Linked DNA regions of Mus musculus: region 2 is linked to region 1. A link is a loop called in an ENCODE intact Hi-C map of the cell type or tissue named here. Cell type or tissue: heart. All regions are shown on one strand.

What was found. A loop is a pair of places that touch in the nucleus more often than their neighbours do. Peaks named below come from ENCODE experiments on the same cell type or tissue, not always from the same donor. Only the 100,000 strongest peaks of a DNase experiment are listed, where the experiment ranks them.
Region 2: a loop joins it to region 1, with 2.0 times the contacts of the local background. A loop is called at or near these places in 1 of 42 quality-filtered maps.

Annotation. Positions count from the first base shown.
Region 1 is chr14:30,477,523-30,482,522 of GRCm38, forward strand. Dcp1a (decapping mRNA 1A) reads left to right here and starts at 2,043. Exons shown (of 10, transcript NM_133761.3): 1 at 2,043-2,294; 2 at 4,671-4,711. The coding sequence starts at 2,100. It also overlaps a transcript of Cacna1d not described here. In heart, a CTCF peak has its summit at 2,084; a DNase peak (open chromatin) is centred at 2,039; H3K4me3 peaks cover 2,088 bases; H3K27ac peaks cover 1,521 bases.
Region 2 is chr14:30,664,150-30,669,149 of GRCm38, forward strand. It overlaps Rft1 (RFT1 homolog), which reads left to right. Exons shown (of 13, transcript NM_177815.3): 6 at 2,530-2,667. Among named protein-coding and RNA genes, the nearest start is that of Rft1, 12 kb to the left of the region's middle. In heart, no CTCF peak of the experiment used is centred here; a DNase peak (open chromatin) is centred at 2,112.

The sequences.
Region 1 (5,000 bases):
TGTAAATAACCTATGGAATTAGCATACAGAGGGAAATTGAAGGTAAAGAAAGTAATGGGCTCCTACCCTCTACCACTGGGTAAAAGGTAGCCTGGATGTGAAGCAAAAGATCCCAGAGACTCTAATACCAGAATACGACTGACTAGTGTGGAACTGTGAGCCACTCACCTCTTCCCCTCCGGGCTGAATTAAAGCATCAGTTAAATGCTAGGTTCCCACCTCACCACCGAGTCACGATGCAAATCTCAGCCCTTGCTTTACTTTCCCGAGGAACACCTACTCATCCAAAGCACCAGTTCAGACCTCAGCAACTCCTTGAAGCCTGCCTACCCGAAGCCAACCTCAGAAGTCGGCTCGAGACACCCCAAGGCCATCATGTTCTTAGCACAGAGATGAATGTGCCCCAGAGGGACAGAGAGCATGGATAATGAACAAAGACAGGAGAGAGGGGAAGAGGACGAAGGGGAAGGAAACAAAGAGGAGGGGAGGAAGGGAATGAGAGATATTTGGGGAGGAGGGAATAAAGGACTGCCTCTGGATGTCGAGGCAGAAGTGGCCCACAGGCAAACGGCAGTTAATAAAGGTAAAAGGGGAAACCCCACAGTAGGATGTGTTTAATTTTAATTGGGCACATTAATTAGGTGAACTAAAGGGGGCTTTTGATTGCTGGACTTCAATACTTTTATAGCTGGACTTTGGTAGTCGGCCTCAGGAGAAAGAAGTGGCTAAATTAGGGACTAGACCTTGGTGGCTAGTGTTAGGAATAAAATCTAACAGTTTTTAGCAAGGCAGAGGGAAAAGGGGAGAAGAGCAAGGTCTGCCAGAACCTTGCCTGCCATGCTGGAACTGGTAGTGAGGTTCCTTCACTACCTTTCCTGGCTCAGATGGCAATAAGGACGCCACCCTCTGGAATTCAAAGAGAGACATCTATCATGGGGCTGTTTGCTTGCGTTTAGTTTCTCCTAGAGCCAAAAGAGTTGGAAGCTCGGAGCTGGCAACCACTCAATAAGATCAGTGAGTGTGTACAGAAGTGAAGGGTGAATAACCGATAGGCGGCTGTTCCAGCTTTTGTAGTTGCTTCACACGCGGTTCTGTCAAGAATGTAAAGTTTGCCCTTCCATTAGTATGTAAAACCACAAGCAACACAAATATGTGGGGGTACTTTGAGAAAATGTAAAGTTTATCCTTTCAAAAATGTTCATTTGTGCTGAGATGTCTTCAATAAAGAGAAACGATGGTTTTTAAAGCAACTCAATGAAAACAGCCTGAGCACTTTGCTTTACCTCTTAGTACTTCCTGATCCCTTAAAATGCCCAATAAATGTTTTCTTTTTAAAAGAGATCTACTTACTATTTTAAATAATAGACGTCTCTATAGAACAATAGAAATATTTATCTGGGACCCAGATGAGGAAAAAGACGAGCAAAAGAGGGTAGGCCAAGTCTATTGTAGTTCCAGGCAGGCTAGTTTGGCTGCTTTGAAACATTTCTTTCAAAAGTTACCAAACTGTTAAGAGTGAAGGTGCACTCTGAGGTCAGAAGTGACGGACAGCTCCCCTTCCTCATTTGGACTGAGTTTTCTTTTTTCTTTTTTTAAAGATTTATTTATTTTATGTATATGAGTACACTGTAGCTGTACAGATGGTTGTGAGCCACCATGTGGTTGCTGGGATTTGAACTCAGGACCTTTCGGAAGAGCAGTCAGTGCTCTTAAACGCTGAGCCATCTCTCCAGCCAGGTCTGAGTTTTCTAAATGGTACGTGGAGACCTCATGTCCTCAGCAGCAAGCATTTCGATTCTGCGCCGGAACCCGAGTTAGGGACTGCGCTGGGGTGCAGCCTCCCCGGCAGGAGTCAGGTTCATTCAGGGAACCGGTTCACACCCCGCCAGGTGAGAGAGGTCTCCGGACTATCAGCTCACGGCTCCACCGCGCAGGCGCGGGGGCCTGTCTCTTCCGGCAGACGCGGCCCGAAGAAAATCGGAACCAGGGCTCCTGGCGCACAGGAGCAGCGGATGAGATTAGCTGAAGTACCACGCTCGGCAAGGCTGGGCCGGTAGGCGGAAGTGGAGGGCTGACTGAGCTGGGGGAACTTTGCCTGGATGGCACTTTCCTGTTCCACAGTCCGCCCCCGCCGGAGGGGCTCGGCTCTGAGATCCAAGATGGAGTTGTTGAGTCGAGCTGAGCAAGAGATGAGTCTGGCGGCCTTGAAACAACACGACCCCTATATCACCAGCATCGCAGACCTCACGGGCCAGGTCGCCCTGTACACTTTCTGCCCCAAAGCCAACCAGTGGGTGAGTGAGGCCCGGCCGGGGACAAGGCCAGCCTGGCCGCTGCCGCCTCTTAAAGGGACCGCGCAGACAGCTGAGGATTGGGGGTGGGGGAGAGAAGCAGGAGCCCAGGACCGCAAAGGCGAGGCCGGGACCTCTCCCAAAACCGGGTCCGGAGCCAAAGAGGTGACCGGGGCACGCGGAATTGAAAGAATGTAGCGGAAGGAGTAGACCAGAGACAGAGCAGGGAAATCGGATGGAGGAGAGAAACGAGGCAGGATCAGTCTTTTTGGGTCGGTTCTCGGGGCTTGAGGTTGCATTGGTAAAATATGAGACAAGTTAATTTTAACAAGTGAGTGAAAGCCTGTGTTTGAAGACTTTGAGGACTCTTAGATACATGTACTTGATGGAAGAGTCCGCTCCTCTTTCCCTGCCGACCTAAATGTGATGGTTTGGATTTGAAGCTTTAAAAATCAGCTTCAGGAGTTAGACCAGCTTTAGTCGAACTACTCTGTATCTCTGGAATTTGAGGAAAATTTTCAAGGCTACTTCAGTAAGAACTGGATTCCTTGGAGACGTTTGCAAGAAAAAGAGACCAGTGCTAGGACCTTTGATGGCTCCCTTCTTTTGGGATTGTGTGAGTGGCATAGAGTTGCAGAAGTTACTTTGTCTACTCGCAGATTCTAGTTAACCTCAACTCGAAGCACCTGTGTACACGGCCCCTTTTCTTGTGCTCCGTTTTTCCTCATTCACTCATTGGGCTATACAGAGGTTCGGTTTTAGAACATTAAAGCTCAACACCTGCGCTGAAAACCCGAGTTAACGCTGTTGCAGCAAAAGAAAGAATACTAATGTTCGATTTTCTTGTTTATTTCTTGTAGTACAGGAACTCAAACCCAAGACCCCCTGATAGCAGGCAGGCACTGTTCCTCTACCACTGGGCTATATACCCACCCCGAGTTACAATTTCTTAGTCACATTTTCAGTTGTTTATTTTAAAACCCTACCAAATTTGCCTAAGGCAGAGAATGGTTTCTATCCATGATTCTTAACAAAGTTCTGAAAATAATAAATTGTGTTTGGTAACCGCAAAATGTGTAACTTGTGAAAATATTCCTAAATCCTCCAGAAATGAAACAAAGGATCTTATAAGAAAATTTCCCAAGGGTAGGGATTTAGCTCAATGGTGCACAGCTGTGCATCATGAGCCCCAGGCTCTGAGTTCAACCCTGGTATCAGGGTTGAAGAAAGTTCTATTCTTTTTCTATAAACTTCCATAGACTGCTTAAGTTTGTTTTGTTTTTTTATTTTGGTTTGGTTTTTCTTTTTTTAAGTTGCAGTACACAATACCTTGACTGTAAATATTAAGATACCTAATTGAAAGGTTTTTGTGTTTACAAAGATAAAACTGGGGCTGGAGAAGTGGCTCAGTAGTAGCTACGAGCATTTGCTGCTCTTCCTGAGGACCTGGCTCAGTTTTCCAGCATCCCCATGCTGGTTTATATCCATCTGTAACTCTAGTCCAAAGAGATCCAATGCCCTCTGCTGTCCTCTGTAAGCTCCACACACACATATGTTACAAAGACATATGTATGCTGACAAAACATTCCTGCACCTTTTTTAATTGAAAAAAAAAACTTAATACATAAAAATAATAAGTAAAGCTAAGTGTGTGTGTGTGTGTGTGTGTGTGTGTGTATGTATGTATGTGTGTGTTTTCCTTTAGCTGTTCCTTACTGGTGGAAATAGACATAGGCTACAGATGAAGACATATTGTTGGATTAGACATTGCATACACTTATATAAACACAGGGTTGAATGGGTACACAATTTGTTTAGAGTTTTAAAAAGTGGCATGGGTTGGGGATTTAGCTCAGTGGTAGAGCGCTTGCCTAGCAAGCCCAAGGCCCTGGGTTCGGTCCTCAGCTCCGGAAAAAGGAAAATAAATAAATAAATAAATAAAAAGTGGCTTGCTTTACCTGCTCAAAAGTGATTAATTTGGAGACTAAAGAGACAGCTCAGCGGATGAAGTGCTTGCCTCCCAAGCATGAGAGCCTGAGGCATTCACATAGAAAGCTGGGCATAGTGCTTGCACTTACAATCCCACACTGGGATATGGAGCCACTTAGGATCCAACACTGGAGCCCGCTGACCAGCAAGTGTAGCTTAATTGTCCATCTTCTGGCCAGTGAGACCCCCGACTGGAAGGAATGACACCTGAGAGTGACCACTAACCTCTACACAGTTATACACGAGCGCCGGCATGCATTCCCGAGAGCACATACACAGCTGATTCCACCGTAAATAAGACAAGTTGGCCTGAAAGTGTGTCTGCTTCAGCTGAGACCATTTGGCATTGGATTATTTGTGGAAAACTAACAGAGTTATTGTCTGTTACAGGAGAAGACTGATATAGAAGGGACGTTATTTGTATACCGAAGGTAAGTTTCTTAAGGGTGTTTCTATTTCACTTCAATGGTGATGATCATTGTCGTGTAGCATGGTCAGTTTCTATTGTGTACCTGTGTTTGGAACCTTCCTGTCTTTCTCCAGTTTTCCTTCATCCAAGCAGTGCAATCCTACAATAGCTGCTTCTCCTCTCCAAGCCTGGGAAAAGTGGCTCAGAATTTTTAAATTAATGCATCCCAAAGAGATGCCTGCCTAACGACTATCCCATGTTAAAAAGAACACATGCATATAAATGTCTATGAAAACAGTATAATACAGTGG
Region 2 (5,000 bases), 190 kb after region 1:
GCTGTCCTGGAACTGACTTTATAGACCAGGCTGGCCTTAAACTCAGAGATCTGCCTGCCTCTGCCCCACCACGCCCTGCTGGCGCTGTGTGTTTCTGATGTTACAGTTTCTACCCATGGTAGCGTCATAGTTCAACGAGGGAAAATGACTGAATGCATTTGTTTCCTTGCCATGAGACTTTTCCAAGCTCCACAGGACAATCATGGCCAAATGTGTACCAGGCAGTGACACTCATAGCAGCATGTGAGCCCTACCCAGGGCACTGAGAGTCCCCTTGTCAATCCTGCCTCCAAAGTCTTCCTTAAACTGCCCATAAAACTTGCCTTAGAGTAAATAAGGAATGCTCATTCCTGACAATAAACGAGACAAGCCACTCAGTTAGAAACCGGCAAAGAATTTGAACAGACATTTCCCCAAAGAATGTATAAAGCAAATGGACAAAAAGCACATAAAAAAAAATTTCAGGGTCAATAATATTAGGGAAATGCAAATCAAAAACCATAGTGAAGGCCTGGCCTGGCCTTTAAACCAAGCACTTGGGAGGCAGAAGCAGGTGGGATTATAGGAGTTTAAGGCTAACCTGGTCACCTTGTGAGGTCTACACAGAGAAAATCTGACTAACAACAAATAAACAAAATGAAAACCATAGTGAGGTATTTCTTCATACTTACTAGGGTGGGTATAGAATAACAGCTGTAGGTAAGGTTATGAAAATTTGAAGCTAGTACATTTCTGGTCTACATATAAAATAACGGCAGCTTCTGTGAAGTGCAGTATAGTGGTCCCTTTAAAAATTAAACAGATATGCGTGTGCCAGCATCCCACTCTTAAGTATATATACCAAAGAGAACATTCATAACACTCACTAGTCACAGTGGCCAAAAGGTTGACACTCTCAAATGCCCTTTAGCTGATGATTGGGTAAACAGAATTTGGTATATTCATCGAATGGAGTATTATTCAGTTCTAAGAACTGCCATGTATAGTGACAAACATGTCATCGCAGCATCTGGAGGCAGAGGCAGGAGGGCTAGGGCAAGGTTGGGGTCTGCTTGGTCTACAGAGTTCCGGAACAGTCAGAGGTCCACGATTGGAACAGAACATACTAAAGGAAAGAACTAGTCAGGCACAAGAAGCCACACATTGTATGATTCCACGAGTGTATAGTGTCTAGGACGGCAGGACCACAGACAGACGGCAGGACCACAGACAGCACAGTAGTGGTTGCTAAGTGCTGGGGGAATGAGTTGTGATTGCTTAAAGGGTGCAGTTTCCTTTTGGGGTAATGAGAATGTTAAGGAATTAGGTAGTGGTGACATGTCAATGGTTTGACAACAATGTAAGTGTACTACAAGCCGCTGAGTCCTCTGGTTATAATGGTAACAGTTGTTATGTGACTCTCCTGATGGAAGTAAAGGAGGATCCTGTGGTTGTGGCTCCCTGCCTTCAGAACTCAGCTCCGCAGGAAGGTGAGGAGAGGTGGAGAAGCACACCTATCACAAGGACGGGGGAGGGAGTGGCTCCCACAAGGATGGGGGAGTGAGTGGGACGGGGGAGTAAGCAGCTCCCACTTCCACTGCTTGCTTAAGGCCTTGAGGCCTGAGTGAAGACGGCTGATGACTGAGATTAGAGCATATAGGACACTAAGCTGCCTACCGAAGACGACCCCTTTCCCTGCCATGTGCCTTTTGACAGGAGTTCCCTTGTATAGACAAGTAGAAAGAGGGGCTTGGGCTGGACAATGTGGTGTTCACCCCCAACCACAGCACTCGGGAGGCAGAGGCAGGTGGATCTCTGTGAGTCCGAGGCCAGCCTGGTCTACAGAGTGAGTTCCAGGAGAGCCAGGGCTACACAGAGAAACCCTGTCTTGAAAAATCAAAAGAAAAGAAAAAAAGGGATTTGGAGGTCCCAGTCCTGGAGCTAAGGTGCACTGTCATTCTCAGAAGGGGGCTGGTGGCAAGGGGCCATTTGGGTACTCATTTCTAGCCTTCAAACAAAAGCTAGCTGGCTACTTCTGACCAAAGGCGATTCTTTTGTCCCAGTTGGGTGGAGGGTGAGGTAGACCTTCTCATGACCCCACCTTTTCCTCTTGGAGCTGGAAGTAGCTGTCACCCTGCCAATGCCCTGGGTGGGGAGGAGAGAGAGCCAGTAGCTCAATTCTGCTTTGTAATCATAAATGGCACAAGTTCCATGGTTTATGGAAAACCCAGTCCTAAATGTTGGCAAATCCCGGCTGTCAGCAGGCAGGACACCTGGAGTCAGTTTGCTGGGTGGGTATCTGACATCTGAGCCGTTTGAGCTCCTGGCTGTCTACCTTGGAAGTTGTGTTCTCCAGGCAAGTCCAGTGTTAGAGCCTATGCACAGGAGCCACGGTGGCACTGGCTCTGAGTGGTGGGCTGTGCTTTGGAGGGTGCAGTTAATTAGGACACTTTTATGCCTTGATTGACCTTGGAGTAATATTGATAGTTCTGTTGTGATTATGCCCCTCTCAGAACAGTTCAATTCCAACCCTCGGCTTTCTTGTTTCAGCTTCTCTACACGACTGTTCTGGTGCTCTGCTATGCCATCTATTTAATACAATTACTGCGTTCCCCAGAATCAGCCAAGCAACTAACTCTTCCTGTCTCCAGAGTAACACAACTGTTGCCCAGTATTTCAAGAAGCAGAGTGAGTAATGCATTTTGTTCACAGATGATGGTTTTCCTCGAGATAGAGAAACTGCAGCTGGCTTATTTTATAATAGGAAAGATAAATTTACAGATTGTATTTATTGAGTGCTTGCCACATACTAGGTCAGGATTTCCAAATCTTAGCACTGGTGATTTTTGCATAGGGCATGCTTGGTTATAGGGACTGTTATGCACCTTGGGGTGTTTAGCATTCCTGGCTCATGATGCCAGTAGGTCTTCCCGCACCAGCCCAGCACTTACAGCACCTCCAGACACTGCCACATCTCCTCAGAGGCTCACCTCTCCCAGTAGAGAAAAACTGCCGGGCTCTGTAATCCTTCACGTGCGTCATCCAGTGCTTCCATCTCTGAAGGCTAACATTTTCACTCTTCCTGCATTAGGGTTAAAGAGCTAAGGCTGAGTTAAGGCTGTACCTGTCCAGGGTGAGGATAGAGCGCAATTAGCAGTCCGCAGGGGATCCAGTGCCCATGTTCCACTCCTGTGTCTTCTCCTCCAACCGTTTTCTTGGATTGACCTCTGGCAGAGACAGTCCAGGATTCTGAGAATGCAGGGATAACCCCCAGTGGTTGTTGTCTCATTTTGGACCTTTTTGAGACAAAGTCTTGCTATTTATCCCATACTGGTCTCAAGCTTGCAATTCTGCCTCAGCCTCCTGAGTGCTGGTATGAAAGATAAGAAAGATAATGTCTGGCTTTGTTTTGTTTTGTTTTGATCTTGGAGTGGGGCAGCATTTCACATGACTACTTTCCCATCAGACCAAAGGAGAAAGCTGGATGCTGGCATGCAGGAGTGAAGCCTCATCATGTTCGACCCCTTTTCCCTCTCTGGCGGTTTGTCTTGCATTTCCCACTCTGATGGGGTCAGTGCTATTGCCAGCCTGGAACCAGAGCCTCTCAGGGGACAGGACACCACGTAGCTGCTTCATGCTGGGCTCCTGTCTTTTTCTCAGCACCTGTTTGCTGGTTTGTTGTTTGTTTCTTTGTAGTAGAAGGGTATCTGCTTCACTTCTCTTTTGTGATTACTTGAGAAGGTAGCAGATCTGTGGGAACAGAGGCTCTGAATTCATGGAGTCCTGTTACACAATGGTAAGGAAGGCCCAGGTATTAGATGTCAGAGCCTGCTGTGTTCTCACTTGTTAGCAAGGAGTGCTCCGTTCTCATCAGCTGGCTCTTAGCAGACCTTAACCCAGGACAGTTTTGGCCACCACTATGTCTCATTTGTGGGTGTAAATGGCTAGGATTCCAAATTAGAGGAGTCTCTCCCACACTAGGGTCTCCCAGTGCCCACTGTGACCTGACCAGCTTTTCATATTGACCAGCCTCTCTGTTCTCCAGCATGTTTTGGAAAGGAGTGTTTGTTGAGTTGTTAATAGTTTCTTTACATGCCCAGTAAGGGTGATAAGGACCTGTTCCTTATAAGGTTTTGAGGGCCTAATGAGATGGAGCCTGTATAGGCTTAACCGTGGCCTGGCACAAGTCGGTATCACCATCTGAAGCAAGGCTAACACCATTGGCAGTGGTGTGAGCACGTTACAGTTTAACTGAGAGTACCTGCACCTGTATCCTTGGGACAGCTGCCCCAATCCTGAAACGGCTGACTCCATGATTGGTGTGATTCAGGTTGCAGATAGCCAGGAAGGGACGTTTCTAGGCCTCAGAGAGTTTCCTCTTGATTTGGGAGGCAACAGGAGTAGAGCTGAAGCCTGCAGACTCTGGCTTTTTGTTTGTTTGGTTTTGTGTTTTTGCTTGTTTGTTCTTTTGCCTGGCCAAGTGCTACCTCTTGAGCTCAGACAGTCTTTTCTCATCGTCTGAGTTGGTTGGGACTGTAGACTGCAACTACAGACTCTATTTTTAAAGTGAAACCATTGGCTTCTATGGCTCATGTAACTCCTCTGAAGACGTCAGGAGCTCCGTGAAGCTGTTTGTATTTTGAAAAGAACCATGTAAGATGATCGTGATAGCACAGGCCTCTAAGCCCAGCTACTCTAGAAGCAGAGGCTGGTGGCTAAGAGTCCATGGAGTTCCTGGGCTGTCTGGGGAGCTCAGGACTGCCTGACAGCTTAGAAAGACTCTGCCCCAAGGTTAAAATCAGGAAAAAGTCTGAGGATATAGTAATGTCTGTAAGACCCTGCTCTCGTCTCCATTTTACAGATGCGAGAGCTGGTGCTCAGAGGAGTTAAGTGACTAAACCCCAAACCAGACAGCTTGTTTTGGATCCTCTTCCTTGTAATTGCTTTCTATGGACCATGTTAGGTCTGTGTGGTTAACCAGTCTTCCAAAAGAGTTGGGCTTATTGACCATGCTAGTTTTT